2 separate regions of the Homo sapiens genome follow, and region 2 is linked to region 1. The links are chromatin contacts, found by Hi-C or POLR2A ChIA-PET in ENCODE. All regions are on one chromosome and are shown on one strand. Each heading gives the region's core, a stretch centred on a gene start or an enhancer-like site at or near the end of the contact. The rest is flanking DNA. Distances are from core to core; before and after follow the strand shown. Region 1 overlaps IRF4 (interferon regulatory factor 4). Region 2 has its middle 4.2 kb from the start of LINC03066.

Region 1 (4,914 bases), core at 1,122-3,621:
ATGTTACTTTCAAATCGACTGCCACTTAAAATGTACATTTAACTAAAACTGCATCAAATCAAGTAAAGTGATCAAATTAAAAGGAAGTCTGAGGGAATCTGCAGGGTAATTTAGGCCAATGATTTTGTTTTTCCACAACTGCAGTTTGAAAGAAACAAGGAGCTCATCCTGAATGATTTGATTTCTAGGTAATCTGTATAGTTCTCAACCAGAGGTAAAAGAAATAAAAAGTAAAGTTAAACAACAACAAAACTACTATTGTGGAAAAAGAGAAGCTAACTGGCCTCAAATTTATACTGTCTGGTTATTAGCGTGGATCACACTCACCAAAAAACAAAAACGCCTTAATGTTCAGCTTTTCCTGAATTTACAGCATCTAAGGCAAGCTGAATGCTCTCCATCAATCATGATATTAGAGACTGTATTTTATATATGACGACTTAAGCTAAACTCCTAAGTACCTGAAATGAATTAAATTAATAATTTTTAAAAGTGGAACTCATAGGTGTACACGTGTGTTTATTCATTTTATGGACCACGCAGCCTCGTCTTCAGCATGAGGGGGTCATCTGGGGATCCATCTTTCCCTGACTTAGAGGACAGTGACTTGCATCCATGTCAACTTTAAAACTGGATTGATGTGATAGCTGAGCTGATCATCAACTTCTTTTTTTGTTTTTTTTTTGAGACAGAGTCTCACTCTGTCACCCAGGCTGGAGTGCAGTGGTGCAATCTCGGCTCACTGCAAGCTCTGACTCCTGGGTTCAAGTGACTCCCTTGCTTCAGCCTCCCGAGTAGCTGGGATTACAGGTGCGCACCACCACGCCCGGCTAATTTTTGTATTTTTAGTAGAGAGGGGGTTTCACCATGTTGGTCAGGCTGGTCTCGAACTCCTGACCACATGATCTGCCCGCCTCAGCCTCCCAAAGTGCCGGGATTACAGGCGTGAGCCACTGTGCCCGGCCGATCATCAACTTCTTAAATGCTGCTTATCAATGCCAAGTTTATTTAGTCATTTAGCAATTCCTGTTGTTAACAATGTATCAGTTATTATTTCAACAATCATATCAATTATTAAGTCAATCACTGGAGAGAACTCATGAGAAAACTCCTGAGTCTATGGGATTATATACTGGTTGGTTGGCTGGTCTTTGTTTTTAAAATCAAGAAGGGGGGTTGTATGTTCAAGATTAAACCATGTTTCATTTCAGTTCTCAATGAGAAATAGCATCAGAGCTAGAACATGATGAGAACTTTGATGTTAGGGGGTGTAACTTTTACCTGGTATTGCTCAGCATGCAAGCCCGTTAATAATGCTTGCAAGTATGTAGCAATGTGAAGTTTTCAAATTCAAAAGTCTTAAGGGTTCAAGATTCTGTTTCCCATGGCAAATTAATGCTTCATGTTATCTATGGAAACCTTTTCTCATAAAAAAGAAAACTCTAACCCTAATCCTAACCCTACCCTTTTAGTGTTACTTGCCACAGTTGAACCCATCTTGAGCTATGCTAGAGAACATTACGAGAGGGTCTGATTTGCTTGAATTCCTTGAAAGATTCAGCCTCTTTCAAATATCATATGCCCAATAATTAAATAATTTCTAAAATTCCAGAAATAAAAGAGGTGCTAGGACACAGCTGCAGAGACCTACAAAATGCCTCCAGGGAATGGATAGTTTCTCATTTGGGAAAAGCTTTTCCATTGAATGAAGATCCACTAGCTAGATAGCATTCTTACAGCAATCTTAACCTGGAGAATTTTAAAGGGCAACTTTAACCATCAATCTTTTTCAATCCCTATAAAATGGAAATACGACAACTTTCCTGAAAAATAAAAAAGATGGGGAAAGAGGCACCCTCCTTTGAGGCTGTCCTCCCTGGTTCTTTGATGAGCAGATCTCAAGTCTGGGAGGAGCACGTGAGTCCTCAGACTGTGCTGCTCGTTGGACCATGCTTCCTCCCTCACTAGTTTAAGGGTTACGCTTATTTTTCCAGGTCATTTGACATTTACTTTTCATTTGGGACTTTTCTAAATGAAACTCTGGCCTTTACAAAGAACAGGAAGCCACTATGGTAGGAGTGTAACTGAGGACTCACGTGAGCTGTGATGAGCTTTCTTTGCCTCTGAGGGTCTGGAAACTCCTCTCCAAAGCATAGAGTCACCTGGAATCTTGGCAGGGAGCGGCCGTGGTGAGCAAACGCTTGCAGCTCTGTAGAAGCCCACAAGAAAGAGACCATGTTCAGAAACCCTCATCACCGAACACACCAGGTTAAACAGGAAGCAAGAGCTTACTGTGATTCTGAACACTGCAAGAGGAATGAGCACTCTTACTCCGCTGAGTGGGGCTCTTGATGTGAACATCTCAGATACAAAATAGCATGTATGCATTCCTTTGGGTGCTTTCCCCCCAGGGCCCTCGGTCTCCCTCGATTCTTCAAGAGGAACTAGTCGACAGCTAAAGAACACTGCTTTGCAGCATTGGACCCACGAAGATTCAAAAGGTAGTAGACCACAGTGAAGTCGGGAGATAAAGAACAAGAAACGTAGTCACGCAATGGCAAAAGACCAATTTATGCCATGGACAAGTTTTCATTTAAAAAATCAGAATGTTTCGACATCCCAGGATCATTTTAAAACCTCATCCCCTCACTACAGAGCCCACATAATCCAGTATCTGTGCTACTGCGGACATCCACGTAACTCAGGCACCACAGAAAATATGTAACGTCAACGTGGTGACTGAGCACCAGCCATCGGCAGCTGAGTCCCACTGTCACTATGCCTGAACTGTGTAACTCTGAGTAGACTTCTTGCCTGTCTCCAGGGATGGAACAGTAACTTGACTTGAGAACAGGAGTGGGGCAGCCCCCCTGGCCTCCCGCTTGTGGATATACACATGTACATCCTGAAGCCACCACACCTACCCAAAAGATACAAAACGGACTGGAACATTGTTGGAAAGACAAGTGCCCATCCCCTGACTTTAGCCCATGCTCCCTCCCCTGTACACAAGACAAATCTTCTGCCTGTAGCTACAATAAAATGTCACGCCCGCAAAAGAAACGAGTTGACACAGGAGCCGCTACAGCTTCTGCAGAACAGACGCGTCCTTATCAGATACACACCCTCGGGCCGGGCCCTGGGGGCTGTCCCTAGTGCTGTGCAGACCTGAATAGGAAGATATCAAAGATCTCCACTGTTCTCTTCAACTGAACAGAAGTTTCTAGCTAACTTACAGGACTATTTGACTTCCTGCTTTTTTTTTTTTCCAGAATTCAAATCAAACCCAAATGACTTAGTCAGAATCTGTAAAATACATTCACACTGCCGTGATCTGAGACTACACCTACACAGGCTAATCAGAATGGCGAGTTGGCACAATTCTCTGAGAAAGCATGGCTCCAACCCTAGATAACATGAGAGTGTTTGGTGGGAATCCTTAATTATGCAGAAGCTGGTTGGCACAGCTGCAGTTTTTACGTTCACAGCATCCTCCTTGAACCTCAGTGAACACTTTGAGGTGAGAGGCTGCAGTGGGCAAAGAGCACAGCCCTTGGTTACAGAGGAAGGAATGAAAGCCAAGACCAGCTCTTGCTCACAGATTAATAGTAAGTTCTAGTCGCGCAAGTCTACAGCCCCAGGACACTCACAGGCGTCCACCCCCTGCCTGTGCTGTCTCTCACGCAGTGCACCTGTGACTCAATGTGCACCTTCCAGCTTAGTCACCACGGGGGCTCTACCTCCCTAAAAACGCCCAGCAAGAGGCACTCAGAAAAGCCAGTGCCAGTTCCTTGTGACACTTTCATTAGAAAGCCCTCACCTTGTGGTATCTTCTGAATCCACTGGCACCAAGGTCCAGAGTCTTCAGAAATCCAGGCCCAGTGGGCCTTAGCCTTCCTGGCCCATGTGAGCTCTTCCAGATCCCAAGGCAGACACAGGAGATGCTGACAGGGGAGGGGGGGTCCCCCCAGTTGCCCTTCAATTTCCTTGGTCCCCCATGAACACCATGCCCAACCCCAAGAAGGATGGGACCGCCCTGGCCAGGGCTTGGGGATGGTTCTGCCCTTAGAATGAGAGGTGTCCAGCCCCAGGTGACTTCCTCACTTGCCGCCGCCTCGGGGAACCAGCACAGTTCTCCCTCTTCCTATGGTCAGCCTCTGTGTGAGCTTAGTTATTTTTTTGTGGTGCGGGGGGCAATGGAGTCTCGCTCTGTCCTGCAAACTGCAGCACCGTGGTGCGATCTCAGCTCACTGCAACCTCCGCCTCCCACAGGTTCAAGCGATTCTTGTGCCTCATCCTCCTGAGTAGCTGGGATTACAGGCGCCCACCATCACGCCCAGCTAATTTTTGTATCTTTAGTAGAGACGGGGTTTTGCCATGTTGGCCAGGCTGGTCTTGAACTCCTGGCCTCAAGTGATCTGCCCACCTCAGCCTCCTAAAGTGCTGGGATTACAGGCATGGGCCACCACACCTGGCCTGAAGCTTAGTTATCTGGGGACATATTTGCTTTGGGCACCAAAAGAAAATCTGGATGAGCTTACAAAAACTTGGGTCACTTACACCCAGAAGTACGAGCACATGTCAACAGTGCCAGAGCACACAGACGTGTCATATTTTTATTTTAAATAAGTTGAATGAAGAAGCACATTCAAGAAAAGGGGAGGCACATGAGAAATCAAAGACACAGGAGTTTCTGAAGGGGCTCAGGAAGGGACAGGACTGGGAAAAGGCAGAGGAAGAGTTGGCGGTGGGGTGGCGAGTGGCGGGTAGAGCAGCTCCCTCCCACGCGGGAGGCTCCCTCCACCTGGACAGCCCCACAAAGCCAGTGAGGAAGCCCAGCATGACAGGGCGAGGGGCTTCACAGAAGCCAGCCAGAGGTTCGCTGAATTGTCATGAAATCCAAGGTAGAAAAAC
Region 2 (4,914 bases), core at 1,292-3,791, 200 kb after region 1:
CTGTCCAGCCACACAGACAATGAGTGCTGCCTGCCTAGAGCTGCCCGAATGGGGAGGGGCATGTAGCTTGGCACGAAGATGGACTCCTGTGCCAAAAACAGCCGCACACAAAGCCCTCTGGTGTGAAATGGTATTGGAGTTAGTTATGCAGGAGAATGTCCTTGTTTGGGAAGTATGTGCAGAAGTGTTTAGGGGTAAAGCAGCGGCACTGCCATGCAGGAGAGGCAGCACAGGACCCTCCTGTTGGAGTGCTGCCCCCCAGCCCCCTGCCCACTAACAGGGTTCCTGAAGAGCTAAGAGCCTTTCGATCTGCTAGACTGTCTGGCGAGGGTTTCCCTGACTATTCTCCACGGGGAGTTCACCCAGCTGGAAACAATAACTGCCCCTGCACCCGATTCCTGAACCCCCCCGCACCCCACTGTAGTCTGCAAAACTCCCATCACCTGAACAACAGACCAGAGGAGGAAAGATTCACAGCACTCCACTGACCAGCTAATACTTACTGAACACCAGGGACGCTGAGAACTGGGGCAGAAGGAGGCTCCAAGGGCTTCCCCTTCTAATCCCGGCATCATGAGTTCATTCACTGGTGCAACTCAGTAAACATTTCCTGGGCACCTACTCCAGAAATGAAAGGCATGGATGGGGCAGCCACCTAACAAGAGGCAAACACTATCGCCTGGTCTTTTTTTACTAATTAGAGCAGAACGCTTTTGTATCAAAATAACTGAATTATGAAACCAGCTGTGCAAAAATCCTAAGTGAGACACAAAGATTTTTCAGACTCATCAGTTGCTGTCACCATTCAAGAAAGCCATTGCCTTAGGGACCTTGCAGATTTCACCATGAAATAGGTAAATATGAACTCATCTCCACGTCTTTCCCACTGACGCAGTAGCCCGCGCTCCTGGCCCTAGAATGAAATACGACCCACGGATGCTGAGTGCCCCTGTCTGTGTACAGCCTGAGCGGAGCCACAAATACACTCTGTCTTCAGCAATCCATCTGAAATCAAGGAGAGAGGACCAAGATGTGGGAAATAATTAAACAAAGTGCAAAGAAAATAAACAGCAGGAGCAGCTTGGGCTAGCTGCGGGTGGTCATTCCAGAGGGCGTGCAGCCCTGGAGCTGGCAGAATGGGATTCAGAAGGATGGAGAAGGGCAGGAGGACTACACCATGGTGGAATGGCCAGGGCTGCTGAGGGGAGAGGGCCGCAGCTGAGGGAACAATGCCTTTGGCCTCCGCGTGGTGTGAAGGTGAGCATGGCCATGCAAGTGCTGCAACAGCAACAAATCCTGTGTCACTGCATTATTAAATAGTACTCATTTTCACTAACGGAGGAAAGAGGAACACACTGGTTAATTCCCTATGTTGTGTTCCAGGGAGCTGGGCACAGCTGGCATCATATCATCAGGAGACTCTCCACACATTCCAGGCACTTAGAGAAATGGGAAACGGCGCAGGGTGGGTGGAGAAAAGGAGAAACGAACATGTTCAAAGGATCCGCTCACTTTTCTATATCGCTAACAGGTCAAGCCATTTGTTTGAGCAGAGGCATTTTGGGGTCTATGATAAGCAGAGTGAGGGCCCGAGTTGAAGACAGTGGGAGACTGAGGGAGGAGAGGAAGGGCATCTTAAGGCAGGGGGCCCCCGGGCCAGGGCCCCCCAGGGAAAGCCTGGGCAGTGTGTGACTCGGCCTCTGAGCCGTCCACTGCGAGAGCCTCTCAGCTGAATCCTTGATATTTTGCAACACACGTAATATCATGGCCAATGGTCTGAGGGTGTGGGATTCACTCAAGCTGGGGGTGACTTCCACATTTGGGTGTGTGTAGAGGATGAGGACAGACTGGGAGCCAAGACCCCAGGAAGTCTGTCATGCAGGGAGCACAGGTGTGGGCACCTCGGCCCCTGAGGGTCCCTCCCGACATCTGGAGTATAAGGAACCCAGCATGAAACAAACCTCAGGAACCAGGGAGACCTTGGCCGCACTTGGGCCTTCAATACATGAATGTGGAAGAGCCTCGTACCATTCAATTATTACTCACATGAAGCAACTGCTGCGCTGTCGTTGCTGTTTTTGCTTGTACCTGTCCCGCCCCTCCCCCAGCAAAGTCAGTTAGAAGCAGACGCTGCTCAGTAACCAGTGGTACTTTCATTATTGATGGCTTGGTTTCATGCTATCTGTGATCTCCTTCCCTTTCTCTTTTTACTGATCTCACCGGTATTTGAAAATTGGTACACGATGTAGCTGACTACACCGTAGTCAATTTTTTGATTTCCCCATCCACCAAGAAACGCTCCCTTACGGGTCAAAAAGCAATTCCCCGGCTCTCTTCCCTTTTCCTGCGCACCGGCAGGCAGCCTTTCCTGCTGGTCCCAGTGCTTCTCGGAGGGCACCATCACGCGCCGCCCTGGCCTCGCCCACGCAGGGCTCTGGAACGGCCCTGTGGCTGAGGCCAAGGGCACCCCTCCAATGCCCACTGCCCTGCTGATATCCCCGACACCGCCCACCTCTCCACCTTCCACGCTGCTCCGCCCTCCTCCGCCACACACACTCCAAACCTGCAGTATTCTGAGAAACGCTGATTCACGTGTCAATGGGGGGTATAGGAAGAGAGATGAAGATAGTCAAGTTTCCATTCTCAAAATTCTCAAAATTCAAAGGAAAACACCATTGAGGTAGCTTATGATTATTGGCACCTTACAGACTGGGAAACTGAGGCTCCTTCTGCCAAGGACGAGGGGCAGGAGGAACCAAAGGTCTGCAGAGAAGACAGAAAGCTGCCAGCGCCTCTCCAGGGCCTTGATGGGGAGCTGGTGCTCGGCCCCAGCAGCCCTGGGGCAATCTCTAAAGCAGAGAAAGAGAGGTGCTTCATGAAGAGGTCTTGGGCTTTCTTTAGAATTCAGCCCTTCCCCTTTCTTCTTCCTAGGGGACTCCCAGCATAGTTTACCCTGGGAGCCCTGACTGTGTTGCAACGGGCTCAGGGTAGAGACCCGGTGACATGGAACCAGCCAGGCAGCAACCTATGCCTGCAAGTGAGTGTGGAGAAGAAGGAGGTGCAGGATCTGCCGCAAGGAGGGGCGCTCAGCATCAGTCTTGTGAAGTCATCAGTGTGCTCCGCTGTCCATGTAGCAGCAGTTACACCAGCCAAAGAGAGAAACAAAGTCAGGGCATGTGTACGTGCCCCGGTGCCCTTTTGGTTTCCGTTAGGCACCTTGCTCAATTTCCTGATAAACAAAACAGAGCCATCTGTGACTCTTCCAGCACACCTCCACTTTTAGGGAATTTTTAGGGATTTTAGGTCCCAGAGAGGAGAAACAGAACAGGGGAAGAAGTGCCCGATCGGTGTTAGGGGCCATGGTTCGAGGTCCTGCTTGTGTGACCTTCAGCAAGTTACCTTCCCTGTTTGCTTCCATTTCCACACCTGTGCAACAGGGCTGCGCTCTGTCTGAGAGACTAGAGGGTCACGTCGGATCATGAATAGCGTTTGGAACTGCTAAACACGCATTCAGTAATCTCATTTGTCAAGGATGGGAGCTCAGACCACAGGGCCTGTCTGAGACACAGCTGGGAAGTTTTTTTCTAGTTTCCCTTTTCTGAAAATCTGCTCCCACTCGGTGGTTTCTCCTGCCTACCACTGGCACCCAGCGTCTGGATATGTTGCCTACTGCACTGCCTACCAAGAACGCGTCAACGTTATCCCCATGTTGTGTGAGAGCAGGAAAAGAGGGTCTCCATCTTCGAGCTGAAGAGTCTTTCCCAGAGTGGATGTGCAGCCACCACCTGCCCAGGGGGTATTTTCCCAGAGCATCATTTCTACTCTACAAAGAATTTTAAATTTTGTGGGGTTTATTTTGTTTGTTTGTTTGTTTGTTTTTTGAGATGAAGTCTTGTTCTGTTGCCCAGGCTGGAGTGCAGTGGTGTGATCTCGGCTCACTGCAACCTCCGCCTACTGGGTTCAAGTGATTCTCCTGCCTCAGCCTCCCGAGTAGCTGGGATTAAAAGCATGGGCCATCAGGCCTGGCTAATTTTTGTATTTTCAGTAGAGACGGGGTTTCACCATGTTGCCCAGGCTGGTCTCGAACTCCTGGCCTCAGGTGATCTGCCTACCTTAGCCTCACAAAGTGCTGAGATTACAAGCATGAGCCACTGCACCTGGCCAAATTTTGTTTTTATATTTAAAAATACCTGGACATATGGCCAGGAGCAGTGGCTCATGCCTGTAATCCCAGCACTTTGGGATGCTGAGGCGGGTAGATCATTTGAGGTCAGGAGTTCAAGACCAGCCTGGGCAACATGGTGAAACCCCATCTCTACTGAAAATACAAAAATTAGCTGACTGTGATGGTGGGTGCCTGTAATCTCAGGTACTCAGGAGGCTGAGGCAGGAGAATCACTTAATCCGGGAGGTGGAGGTTGCAGTGAGCCAAAATCATGCCACTGCGTGATCTGTCCAGCCTGAGCGACAGAACAAAACTCTGTCTAAAAACAAAAACAAAAAACCTGGACATACCAGAAAATAAAATGCAGAGGTCATTAACATTTTTAGCTTTTCTTTTCTTTTTTTTTTTTAAGGAACCTTAAAGAAATGCTTGTGTTTAAGACAAACAGGCACTCCACATGATTCCCCTAAGCTCTGACGATGTTTATTTGGGTACAGCCTCCTCAGTTTATTTGCCTGGGGAGGAAACTAAGGCCCAGAGAAGTGAAGAGACTCTCCCTCCTCATGGCTCTGTCCTCTGCGAGGAAGAAGCATGGACGTTGCTGTCACTTTGTCTCCAACGCACCCTCAGTGCCTAGAACAGTGACTGGTACCACTCCCTGGCATCACTCACTAAGTGCAGGTTGAGTGTCCCTTATTTGAAATACTTGGAACCAGAAGTGTTTCAGATTTCAAATTTTTTTTGATTTT

The links. A loop is a pair of places that touch in the nucleus more often than their neighbours do. ChIA-PET counts read pairs that join two places held with the same protein, here RNA polymerase II (POLR2A). Pooled maps may share reads with other maps.
Region 2: a loop to region 1 is called in a map of heart right ventricle, with 2.3 times the contacts of the local background. The contact joins two enhancer-like sites. A Hi-C loop is called at or near these places in 11 of 168 maps with a recorded cell type or tissue (B cell, CD14-positive monocyte, GM12878 and 6 more), 13 of 37 single-sample maps with no recorded cell type and 8 of 50 pooled maps. POLR2A ChIA-PET finds 5 or more read pairs at or near these places in 18 of 52 experiments (B cell, CD4-positive, alpha-beta memory T cell, GM10248 and 10 more).

What each region holds. Positions count from the first base shown.
Region 1 is chr6:402,313-407,226 of GRCh38, reverse strand. It overlaps IRF4 (interferon regulatory factor 4), which reads right to left. Exons shown (of 9, transcript NM_002460.4): 8 at 2,097-2,209. Among named protein-coding and RNA genes, the nearest start is that of IRF4, 13 kb to the right of the region's middle. RefSeq lists an enhancer at 2,138-2,257. Within about 2 kb of position 2,371, at least 4 of the 41 ENCODE cell types and tissues checked have a DNase peak (open chromatin) inside an H3K27ac peak, as active enhancers do.
Region 2 is chr6:207,203-212,116 of GRCh38, reverse strand. No RefSeq gene overlaps it. Among named protein-coding and RNA genes, the nearest start is that of LINC03066, 4.2 kb to the right of the region's middle. RefSeq lists enhancers at 1,846-2,045, 2,857-2,906. Within about 2 kb of position 2,541, at least 2 of the 41 ENCODE cell types and tissues checked have a DNase peak (open chromatin) inside an H3K27ac peak, as active enhancers do.